Linked DNA regions of Homo sapiens: region 1 is linked to region 2. Evidence: chromatin contacts called from ENCODE Hi-C data. All regions are on one chromosome and are shown on one strand. The core of a region is the stretch at or near the end of the contact, and the rest is flanking DNA. Distances in the headings are between cores, read along the strand shown. Region 1 has its middle 27 kb from the start of FEM1C. Region 2 overlaps PGGT1B (protein geranylgeranyltransferase type I subunit beta).

What was found. Hi-C counts contacts between places; a loop is a spot of excess contacts on that map. Pooled maps may share reads with other maps.
Region 1: a map with no recorded cell type shows a loop between it and region 2 (8-fold over the local background). The contact joins two enhancer-like sites. A Hi-C loop is called at or near these places in 7 of 37 single-sample maps with no recorded cell type and 3 of 50 pooled maps.

The regions. Positions count from the first base shown.
Region 1 is chr5:115,569,114-115,574,977 of GRCh38, forward strand. No RefSeq gene overlaps it. Among named protein-coding and RNA genes, the nearest start is that of FEM1C, 27 kb to the left of the region's middle. Within about 2 kb of position 2,523, at least 3 of the 41 ENCODE cell types and tissues checked have a DNase peak (open chromatin) inside an H3K27ac peak, as active enhancers do.
Region 2 is chr5:115,206,545-115,211,713 of GRCh38, forward strand. PGGT1B (protein geranylgeranyltransferase type I subunit beta) reads right to left here. Exons shown (of 9, transcript NM_005023.4): 9 at 1-5,169. Among named protein-coding and RNA genes, the nearest start is that of TRIM36, 39 kb to the left of the region's middle. RefSeq lists a silencer at 2,715-2,824. Within about 2 kb of position 2,892, at least 6 of the 41 ENCODE cell types and tissues checked have a DNase peak (open chromatin) inside an H3K27ac peak, as active enhancers do.

The DNA.
Region 1 (5,864 bases), core at 1,273-3,772, 360 kb after region 2:
AAATAATAAAACTGTCCAATAATTTCTTTCCAACTATGCACACTTAATTTTACTATTTTGCTTCTTTAAAATAATTCTACAAGCCACTATTTTTAAAGTTATATTTTTACATATCAGTCATTCATTAATGAATCTATAATTTCAATAAGAGTTTCTTTAGGAAGAGTGGCTGTATCATAAATAAAATGAAGAAAACATCCAGCATTTGTAGGCTGCTCTGATTTGGGAAAATATTGTGTTTTTAAACTACCAATATACCTCTTATAAATGTCATTCAAACCCAACCTTGTTATGCAGCTAATTTTTTAGAATTTCATTATTTAGATATAAAATTACTGTTACTTGTAGAAAAGTTGGAAAGTACAACAAAACGGAAGGAAAAAAAAATTGTCCACAATCCAACCCTTGTAGATGGCTAATACTAACATTTTAGTTTACTGCCTTCTTGTCTTTTTTCAAAGCATAGGTAATATATACATTCAACTTTTTAAAATGAATTCAAGCCATACTAAATATATTTTTGGTTTCTTGTACTATTACTTAACATTATAGCTGGAATTTTTATGTCAATAAATATTTATTTTAAAAAGTTGAATCACTGAAATGCATTTCAAGATAAGGATTACTGTAATTTAACCAAATCTTCACCTGTGGGCATTTACATCATTTCTAATTTTTGTTATTATGCTAAAAATAATATAAGCACATGTATACAATGCTTTCTTCATATCTCTAATTTTCTGGCTTTGGAAGGGAATTATTAAAATATATATTTTTAAGGTTCTTAATATTTTTAAATTAAAAATGTTTACTATTAACTTTAGAGACATAGCCATAATACAATGTCAAAATGTTTTGCTCAAGTCATAAAGTAAAAACTGTTGGTGCACTAGTGCAAGGCCTGCTTTAAACACTTGGCACACATAACATATACAAAAGCTTGGCATTTTTGTTAAAAGCACCCAGAGATGGCACATCTGTGTTGCCCTTTGGCATAAGATGTCCCTAGATGGAAAGACACAGCAACATAAATATATCAAATCTCCAAGCTAAGCTGTAAATGGAATGCAGCCCTAATAAAAGGATTTTTATAGCAATATAAGCATATTTATATTAATATATAAAATTTATATTTCAGTCATATGCAATAGTAAACAAGCAAGCACAGAAGTAGAAAATTTTGAAAATGAAGAACAATAAGGGTAAACAAGCTTTCTCAGATACTAAAGCATATTATAAAGCTTAGGAAAAAACTCAGATAAAAGAAAAACTGATAAATTCTGCTACTTACAAATACAAAATATCTCCACGGGTAAAAAAATTACCATAAGCAAATCTAAACCCGCACTGTGAAAAATATTTGCAAAACACAGACGGGGGCTAATTTACCCAACATATAAAGAGATCCTATTCTTAGGAGCTCCTATTCATATAATAGTTATATAAAGACTAATAATCCAATAGAAACTTGGGCAAAGGGCATATACAGATATTTCACACAAAAGGGAATACCAACAGCTCTTGAACATATGAAAAGATGTTCAACTTCACATCTTAAAAAACACCAATTAAAACTTTGGTGAGACACTGTTTTTTACCTTTAGATTGGGAAAGTTTGGTGACACACTCTTCTAAGGCTCTGGGAAAACAGGCACTTTCACATAATGCTGCTGGGAATGTAAACTGATGCAACTTTTGTGGAGTATCTGTAGAAATTTCATATCCACATGCTCTTAACCCAGCAAGTTCACTTCTAGGCTTTTATCTTACTGATATATTCATTTATACATGTGCAAAATTTCACACATACATGGTTGCTTGTTACAGGGGCGCTGTAGTATCGAGAGACTGGAAACAATATAAAGGGCCATCCATCAATGGGTACTGGTTAAAATAAGTTATGATACATTGAAACAACTGAGTACTAGGCAGTCAGTAAGAACAAAATGAAGAAGCTCTTCATGCATTGGTATCGGATGACCTCTGAGATAGATGGGGATGGGTAGATTTGTATATATGTACATATGTTATTGATTGTATATGCATAAGGCATCTTGGCAGAACTCATAAGAAGCTTGTAATAGTAAATGGCTTTGAGAATGGAAACAAGGTTGCTGCATTGTACTCTTTGAATTTCGAGGCATTTGAATATATTAACTATTTTTAAAAATTAAATAGAACTGAATTAAATGTTTTAAGTTGAGTAGGCCCTTACAACCACAAGAAATAGCTTGGGTCCTAATGGGGCAGTCCAAAGAAGAATAAAGGAAATATCTCAGCAAAAGGCTAAGAAAATAACCAGGACCTATTGTTCCCCTAAGTCCTCAATTGTTAGGTAGCCTGAATTCTCTAGTCTCCATGCCAACCACGCAGCAGAGCACTAACCAGTGCCAGAATTTCTTTGGCGGTGAAAATCAGGCCTAGAGCTCTCCTCACCTCCTTCTTCTTGTTGCTGGCAACAGAGTAGCTACTATAGCACACACACAGAACTGACCAGTGAATGAATGGCTGGGAGCTTTCCAGTTCTGGGCAAATATAAAACTCAGGGAAACAAAGACAGTATTGGAGTCGCTGGGTCAGTGATTAGAGATCCTTATGTCACCCGCTTCAGAACACCAGCCCTGAGTTTTCTCTCAGCTGTGCACCAGTGACTGGATGCCTGACTGCAGCAGCCACTACGACAAGAAGGAGGCAGTATAGATGAAGCCTACCATAAGATGGAGCTCATCCTTACAGAGATCTTTTCTTTAATTTTTTTTTAAGTTAAAAGCAATAAATGTATTCTTAAGTGGTAGATGGATTGTTCTTTGGCTTTAGGCAAATGTATTAGAGGAAAGTAACACATATGGCCTTGAAGGGGAAAAATAGGGCAACTATCAAGATCTGGATCTAATTGCTTAACTAGTCTCTTAGCAGTCAGCCTTGAATAATAGGCAAGGTCAGGATGAAAGCGACTTCTAAGAATGCCTTACTCCCCCTGTCCTAAGTACTGTATCTCTATTAAATCACTTACTTTCCAGAACACCTCTGAGGTAGTCATTCCTATGATTTCTACTTTACAAATTGAAAGTATAGAAAGGTTAACTAAATTTGACCAAAGTTACCCAACAAATAAATGTACAACTAAAATTGAACCCAAATAATGGGGCTGCACAGGCTGTACTCTAATCAAAACATACGGCATTCAATATCACAGTAGTTTTACATAAAATCTAAGCATTAAACATAATTTTTGCTAGATCTATCCCACCCTGAAACTCACAAATCACAGTGTATGTAAATGTCTGCATTCGTTTCCCTTTGTTAATGTTTCCTATATTGCTGAACAACATCTTTGTTCTGAAACACAGAAAAGATGCACATGATTATATGCATACAGGAGCTAAGCAACACATTTTTCCTGAAATAAACACTAGTCCCACTTATTATGTACCCCATTTTTCCTCCTCCCTCTAAATCAAAGCAGTGTTTCATTTAACATATGTGTCATCTAGTATGAGCAAATAAACTACATAAAGCAAAACAAAACAAGAGTATTTGGCGACCCTTTAAATTATCATGCCAGACATAGTGGACTTCTTGTTCAGAGCTAAAAGACACTGACATCCTCCTCTCTCCCTAGACACAGACAGGGCTTACTAAGAGAGCATCATTTCCATTTCCAAAGGTCATGGAGTTTGTGACAAAATAGTGCTTAGTGATGCTTGTTCAAAAGCTGAAGTGAAGAAAGTACAACAAAAGAAGGGAAGCATTTTAGAATGGGCAGAGACCTTAGTTTTTAGAGCTCAGAAAAAAATCACACAGCTAGAAAATGTTAGAAATCAGCTACTGCAATACTTTGAGTCTTCTGGAGGAAAGTGAAGATTAGAAAAGTTAGCTCCACAGCAGCACAGTGGAATTAGGACGCATAGTTCCTGAGACTCTCTGTCATGAGTTGTGCATACTAGGCAAAGAAGACTAGAATTATGGCAACCTCACCATGAACTTGTTATGGTTTTCTCTTTGTACTACTGGCCTCTCCTAATTTCTCCACCATGAGAAAAGCAGACAGGTACATTGAGAAGCACAATTATGAAGCCTAAGACCCACAAGGCTTTGGAGCCAGACCACTGAATATTTCAATGACTCCATCCTCTACCAGCCTGTGATCTTGGGTATATTACATTTCCAGCATCTGTTTCTTGGCCCAGTATTGGACACTGTATGACTAACCTTGTAGGAATCTGGGGAACACTGGAGATAATGTAAGTTAAGTGCCAAACACAGTAGGTGATAAAAAATGAAACGTATTATTACAAGCATATATTTCTCTACCCATTGACAGTCTTCATCTTTTTTTAGTTCCTCAAATCATTGCACGTGTAGGAAACATCTACAGCACTTAACATGACTACAAGTGAATGCTAATTTAAAAAATAATTATGAACTTTTTCAAACATACAGGAGAGCATGGAAAATAATATACCATCACCAATGTAAGTACCCATTAAAAATACAGAGCTGTCTTGTACGTTTTAAAACTTTATATAAATGTTATCAAATTATCCATATTATTCTATAATTTACTTCTCCCACATATTACATTTTAGAAATTTACCCATATTCACATATGTAGGTTTCCTAGTTATTTTTAATGCCCTATAGTATTGATTTCATGAACCTGCCATAATGTATTCCTGCATCCTCCTACTGATGGACATTTAGATTGTTTCCCATTATTTACCTATTACAAAGAATGCTGCATAGGCATCCTTCTCACTCGTGCTTCTTTGGGTACCTGTGAGAGAGTTTCTTTGGGATACAAATCCAGAGGTAGAATTGCTAGATTCATAAGATATGCCCATCTTCAACATTACTAGTCATTGCTAAATCATGTTTCCAAATCACTGTAGCATTTTATTGTCATCTTTGCTCGAGAGTATTTTTTAGGTTCTTTATTGAGATATATTTTACATACCATAAAATTTACCCATTTCAAGTATACAACTCAACAGTTTTTAGTATATGTGCAGAGTTGTGCAACCAGCACTGCAATCTAATTTTAGAACATTTTAATGTGATAGCATTATTTATAAATACACATAAAATATACAGAAATCTGTAAAGCTTGTTATGTGTCCTGTCCAATATATACATGGAAAACCTCCGGAAGGAGCTAGTTTGTAGAGGTCCCCTACAAATAATAGAAAAAAACAATTTTCTTGATTTAAACCTGTAGTTTGAGTAGGTAGCTGAAAGCAACATTTCTAATTAGATTTGGAAACTGCTTAAATGCAGGTTCCTGTTACTTGCTAATAAAAGCATTTCTAATTATTCACCTCAGAGTGAAAATGACTCAGAACTCACTCTATCTGAAGAGAAATAGAAGTGTGTTAAACTAACTAAAGAAGTGATTTCCCCAGAACAATTCTTGCTCATGACAGAAAGGAAGGCAACTGTGAAGGAGTATAGATGTTGGAGTAAACAGTTGTGAGAGCAGGTTCATTGGCAAAGGAGAAGAGAGAAGAGCAATTGTCTTTCTTTTTTTCCACAAGTTAATTCGTTGAGCTTTTTTTTTTTTTTTTTTTTGAGACAGAGTCTCACTGTATCGCCTAGGCTGGAGTGCAGTGGCCAGATCTAGGCTCACTGCGACCCCTGCTGCCCAGGTTCAAGCAATTCTCCTGCCTCAGTCTCCTGAGTAGCTGGGATTACAAGCACCTGCCACCACGCCTGACTAATTTTTGTATTTTCAGTAGAGATGGGGTTTCACCGTCTTGGCCAGGCTGGTCTTGAACTACTGACCTCGTGATCCACCCACCTTGGCCTCCCAAAGTGCTGGGATTACAGGCATGAGCCACCACACCCAGCCTCATTGAGCTTTTAAT
Region 2 (5,169 bases), core at 1,642-4,141:
TGGACTTCCTATTTATGTGCCAATACAAAACTTTTCATTTATTCAACATTACGAATGCCTTCCAATATCCATACTTTAACAGTTGCATAGTATTGAGTTACATAAATGTATCATAATGTGTCTTATTTTTCACAATTACAAAAATGTGGCTGTGAGATCCTTGAAAATGTATCATTGCCTATTTGCATGTTTCTTTATGCTAAATCTATAGATAGAGAGTATCTGGGCCAAAAAGTGTGCACACTTTAAAAAATTCTGATAGCTTCTGCCATGGAGGATTTAGAGTATGTTTTAGTGTCGGATATGGCTGGTCCCCTCTAATTCTTTTCAGTTTCCATGGTTATTCTAGTATGTTCTCTCAAATAACAATATAATTTTTATTGGAATGGCACTGAATTTATAAATGAACCTAAGTGGGGAAAGACATGTTTTGATGTTGTCTATCTAAGAATATCATGTATCTTTCCATTTGGTGGAATCTACATTTTTGCCTCTCAAGAGTTTTTTTAGTTTTCCTCATACAGATTTTAGATGTGTCTTAAATTTACACATTAAGTTTTCTTTTTACTTTTGCTATCACAAAGGTGGTCTTCTCTTCAAGTATCTTCTAACTAGTTTAGGTTTGCATATACATACATATATATATATATATATATATATATAGTCTTGTTACTCTTTTTAGTAAACATTTTTACTGAGCTATAATTATACATACAGAAAAGTGCACAAATCATATACAGCTTGATAAATATTCATAAGGTGAATGCACCTACGTAACCAGCACCTAGATCATGAAACAGAACATTACCAGCACCGCAGAGTCTCCCTTGTACCCTCTTTCAGTCCTACTGAGTTAAAGCCAGTTGAAAAATAATGTATACTATATGGTTCCACTCATATAAAATTCAAAAACAGACAAAACTAATTGATGGTAATTTTGACAGCACTTACCTTTGGGAAGAGAGGTAGTGACTGAAAGAGGGTGCTGATTTCTGACACCATACATAGATGCTGTCTGTTTTGAACTTCACCGAAATGGAATCAAAGTATGCACTTGTGTCTGGTGAAGCCTACTGATATTTTTATGTAAATTGTATTTAATAGCTACTTTACTAAGTTCTTTTATTGTTTAGTTTTTCAACAAGTTCCTTTGGGCTTTCTAGATACATATTCATATCTGCAAATAGTTTTACCTCTTCCTTTCCAATTCACGTCTTTATTTTGTCTAACTTCATTGGCTATAACTCTCAACACATTGTTAAGTAGCAGAGGAGTTAGTGGGCATGTCTTGTTCCTGACTTCAGCTGGAAAGTCTCCTTTGCTTTGAAATTTAAGATGCTGGCTTTTAGGTAGAGGTACAATGTTAATAGATTATTCATCAATTTCTACTTAGTATAGTTAACATAAGTGAGTGCTCAATTCTATCATGTCTTTTCTGCAAAGATGAAGATATTTTTTAACTCTTAATATGAATAGTAACAGATTATCTAGTATTGAACTACCCTTGCATTCTTACAATAAACCCAACTTAGTCATGATTACCTTTTGAAAGTGCTGTTGGATTGTTTGCTAATGTTATCATTAAAACTTTTTATTAATATTCATGAGATTGCTCTATATTTTCTTTTTGGTACCATCTTTGTCAGGTTTTTGAATCAATGCTATTACATTCATTTTATAAAATGAATTCAGGAGTTTTTCTTTATTTGTTTTTTTTCTTTTTTTGGCACTTTGAGGTTCAAGATTCTTTTCCTAGTCTCTGCAATTGTTTAAGCAAGAATGGGATTATTTAATCTTAAAAGGTTTGGTAGAAATCCCCTTGAAACAATCTGGGCTTGATGCTTCTTTTGGTAAGGGGTACTTTTAACTATTTGTTTCTTCTACGGTAATTGGTTTGTTGTGACTTTATCTACCTAGAGTAAATTTTGGCAATTTGCATTTTTCTCAAAATAGTTTTTGAATTTATTGTGTAAAATTGCTCAAAATAGTCAATTTAAACAAATTTCCTGTTTTACTATTTCCCCCTTGTCATTTAAATTTTTGTATTTGTGCTTCCTCCTTTTTTTCTTAAATAGGTTAGCTGGTAGTTTATCTGACTCAACTCCCCGCACTACCCATCACCAACTTGGATTTATTATTGCCTCTATTGTTTTGGTTTTCTACTAGTAATTCTTTTTTGCTTTTATTAATTCCTTCCTTCTGCTTTATTTTGCTTTTTACTCCAAGTGTTTGGTACTTGGTTAATTTTCCCCTTTTCCTACTTTTATTGATAACTGTACTAATTAATATAAATTTCCTGTCATATTTGCATTTTATTTTTTGGCAAATATTAGGTTTTTATCTGTCTTGTGGTCATGTCCTTCCGGTGTGCTTTCATTGTCTGTGAGGATGTTGATCTATTTATTCTCTTATTTCTTATACTAACTTTGACTGGAGTTGGACTGTAATCCTGGCTCACTTACTCTTTTTTTCCCCTTAACTGAAATGAGTTTTTCTGTACTTTTAGGAGGAAGGAGTGGCTCTAGGATGACTTCACAGCCTTAGAGCTCCCATTTTCACAGTGATTTAAAAGAATATATATATATATGAAAATACACATATATAATGTCTCTGTGTCTTGGCCTTTCTTCCCAATACTTATCTAGATCTTCTTTCCTTTGTCCTATTTTACCCATCCTGCCCATTTGGATTCTAATTCTAGAAGTTTGTCCTCAGTGCTGGGCTTTGTCTCATAAGCTTCAAGAGGTACACAGCGTAAAACCCAGACAGCTCTAATGCAATCAGCAGACCTTATCATATTGCTTTAACATTCATCTGCAAATGAGATTCTGTAGTCACTTCCCAGTTTCAGTGTCTGTTCTTAGATTGGCCCGCTGCACTTTGTAGTTGAGAAACTGTGGGCAGTGTTGTAGTTCTCCAATTTGCAGAGCTGTCAGAAACCAGCTGCCTTCCTTCTACTTCCTCCCACAGATACTGAAACTATGTGGTTCAGTGGTTTGTCCTCACTTAGTTGTATTTTGAAGTTCATAGAGATACCTTGTCATCTAGCGTTGTAATAGTGTCTGTGGCTATCCTAGTTGCTCTGTATTCTTATGGGGAGATTAGAAAACAACACTGTTGTCATCATTTTCCCTGAGGTTAAACTGTTAAGACCTCTTTCTGTTGTAGAAGAGAGGTTTTAATTACAAAAATAATTTTATGATCATTATAAAGAACCTATAATTTGAAATTTGCTGTATTCCAGGTACTATCCTAAGTGCTTTATCTGTATTATCTCATTTAATCCTAAACCCTGTGTGTTAGGTTTTACCCTTATTTTATCCACGGCAGAGTTAGGGTCCAAGATCATGCTGCTGAACTGGCAAATCTGGGATTTAAACCCAGGTCATCTGATTCCAGAGCACCTCCTCATTAACTGTCTCTCAAAAATGATCAGGTCCAACAGTTTTCAAATTATATACCACTGTCAGCAAGATTTCTATATGAATTTAGATTAAATATAAATAACTAAAGATCTAATAACACATATATATTATAGATCAAATCTAAAAACACTGAAATGATAAACAGGTTAAATTAGGCCATATGATCTGATTAATCTCATTTGTACACAGATGCTCAAAATAAAGCTCCTCCTCCTACCTTCTAAAAAAAAAATGCCACAAAATTAGGGGGCGGGAAGGAGACAAGTATAGAGTAGGTAACAGAGCTTTTTGAGATTTCGGACTTCGTATTTTCCCTCATTACATCGCTCCTGTTAAGGAATAAAGTGTATATGTGAAATATTGCTTATAATTTATTTAATCGATAAATGCTTTTCTTGTAAATAACTATTTAGAAAAGTTAGAAATAGTTTCTCCACAATTCACACTGGGCTGCTATTTTCTGGTCAATTCAGTTGCTGTGGAATGTGAACATTTACTAGTCCATAAAGTTTCACAAGAAAGTCTCCCACAAGTGTATCAATTAGAAGCATACTAAAATTTATAATCTTATGGTATTAAATTATCAGGAGTTAGAAAATATTTAGCCTTATGAAATACTTTTAGATTGGAATTTTTCTCTAACATTTATGAATAAAATCACTGTTACTACCTTTATTGCCTTCTAACCTTTCTTGGTGATACAGAAAAAACAATTTGGGCTTTTTATATAGTCCTAAAGCCATTATATATATGCTACTTTAACTTCCAATGTCTAAGAGATGACTTAGTTTGAGATATGGATGTCTTAATCTGCCAGGATTTAAATAGTAGCAACTGGAATAACCCATAGACGGATAACATCTGTTATTAAGCTTACTTTTTCCCCCACCATCAGAAGATTTATTTTATTTCTAATTAAAAAACATACAGTTGGCAAACTCAGGTTTAAAACTAAGCATGCCAATAATAAATCAATCATTTCTCCAAGTACACAGTGTTTCCCTTGGGAAGGACTGTTATTTCACAACATTTTTTTCCCTCTGATTTAGAAAAAAAGATAACATTTAAAGTATTACAATGCCTAAACAGTGATACCAGTAATCCAGTTTTTATACTGATACTTGTATTTCAACATTTATTATCACCAAGACTAACTTAAAGCCAACTCCTTTAGTGAAGAGATTTCTTTCCCCATTTCAGTACTAGACGCAATAGTTCTGAATGTCACTGAGCAAGTAACGGATATGAGTTATTGATAAATTAATTACTAATGAAGAGTTTTTATACTACCTCCTTTATAATTAGCTAGTTCATAGACTTAAAACAAAACAATGAACAAAAACAAAACCCTATTTCTTACCCTCTAAATGGTCGCATTTCCCTTTCACTTACCTGAAAATATGAGAATAAAAATGACCATGTATTGAGTTACACCACTGAATCTGTTTGAATGGTTCTGTTTTTGTATTTTTTACTTATTTAATTTGAAAAAAATTAGAAAAGTATTAGTTTGAAATTAGAGCAGCTAACACACTGGGGGCAATAAATTAAAAACTTCAAATGGCTAAAAATGAAAACACAAAGTATCTTTCCTTCTAGATAAAAAAGATTGTTTTCTTCCTAGAAAGCAAAAAAAAAAAAAAAAAAAAAAAGGCAACTAATGATTTGAGAATAAAATCAAACATAACTGGTATTCACCACAGCAATGTCTAGATAAATGACCCACATAGCACAAAACTTTCTC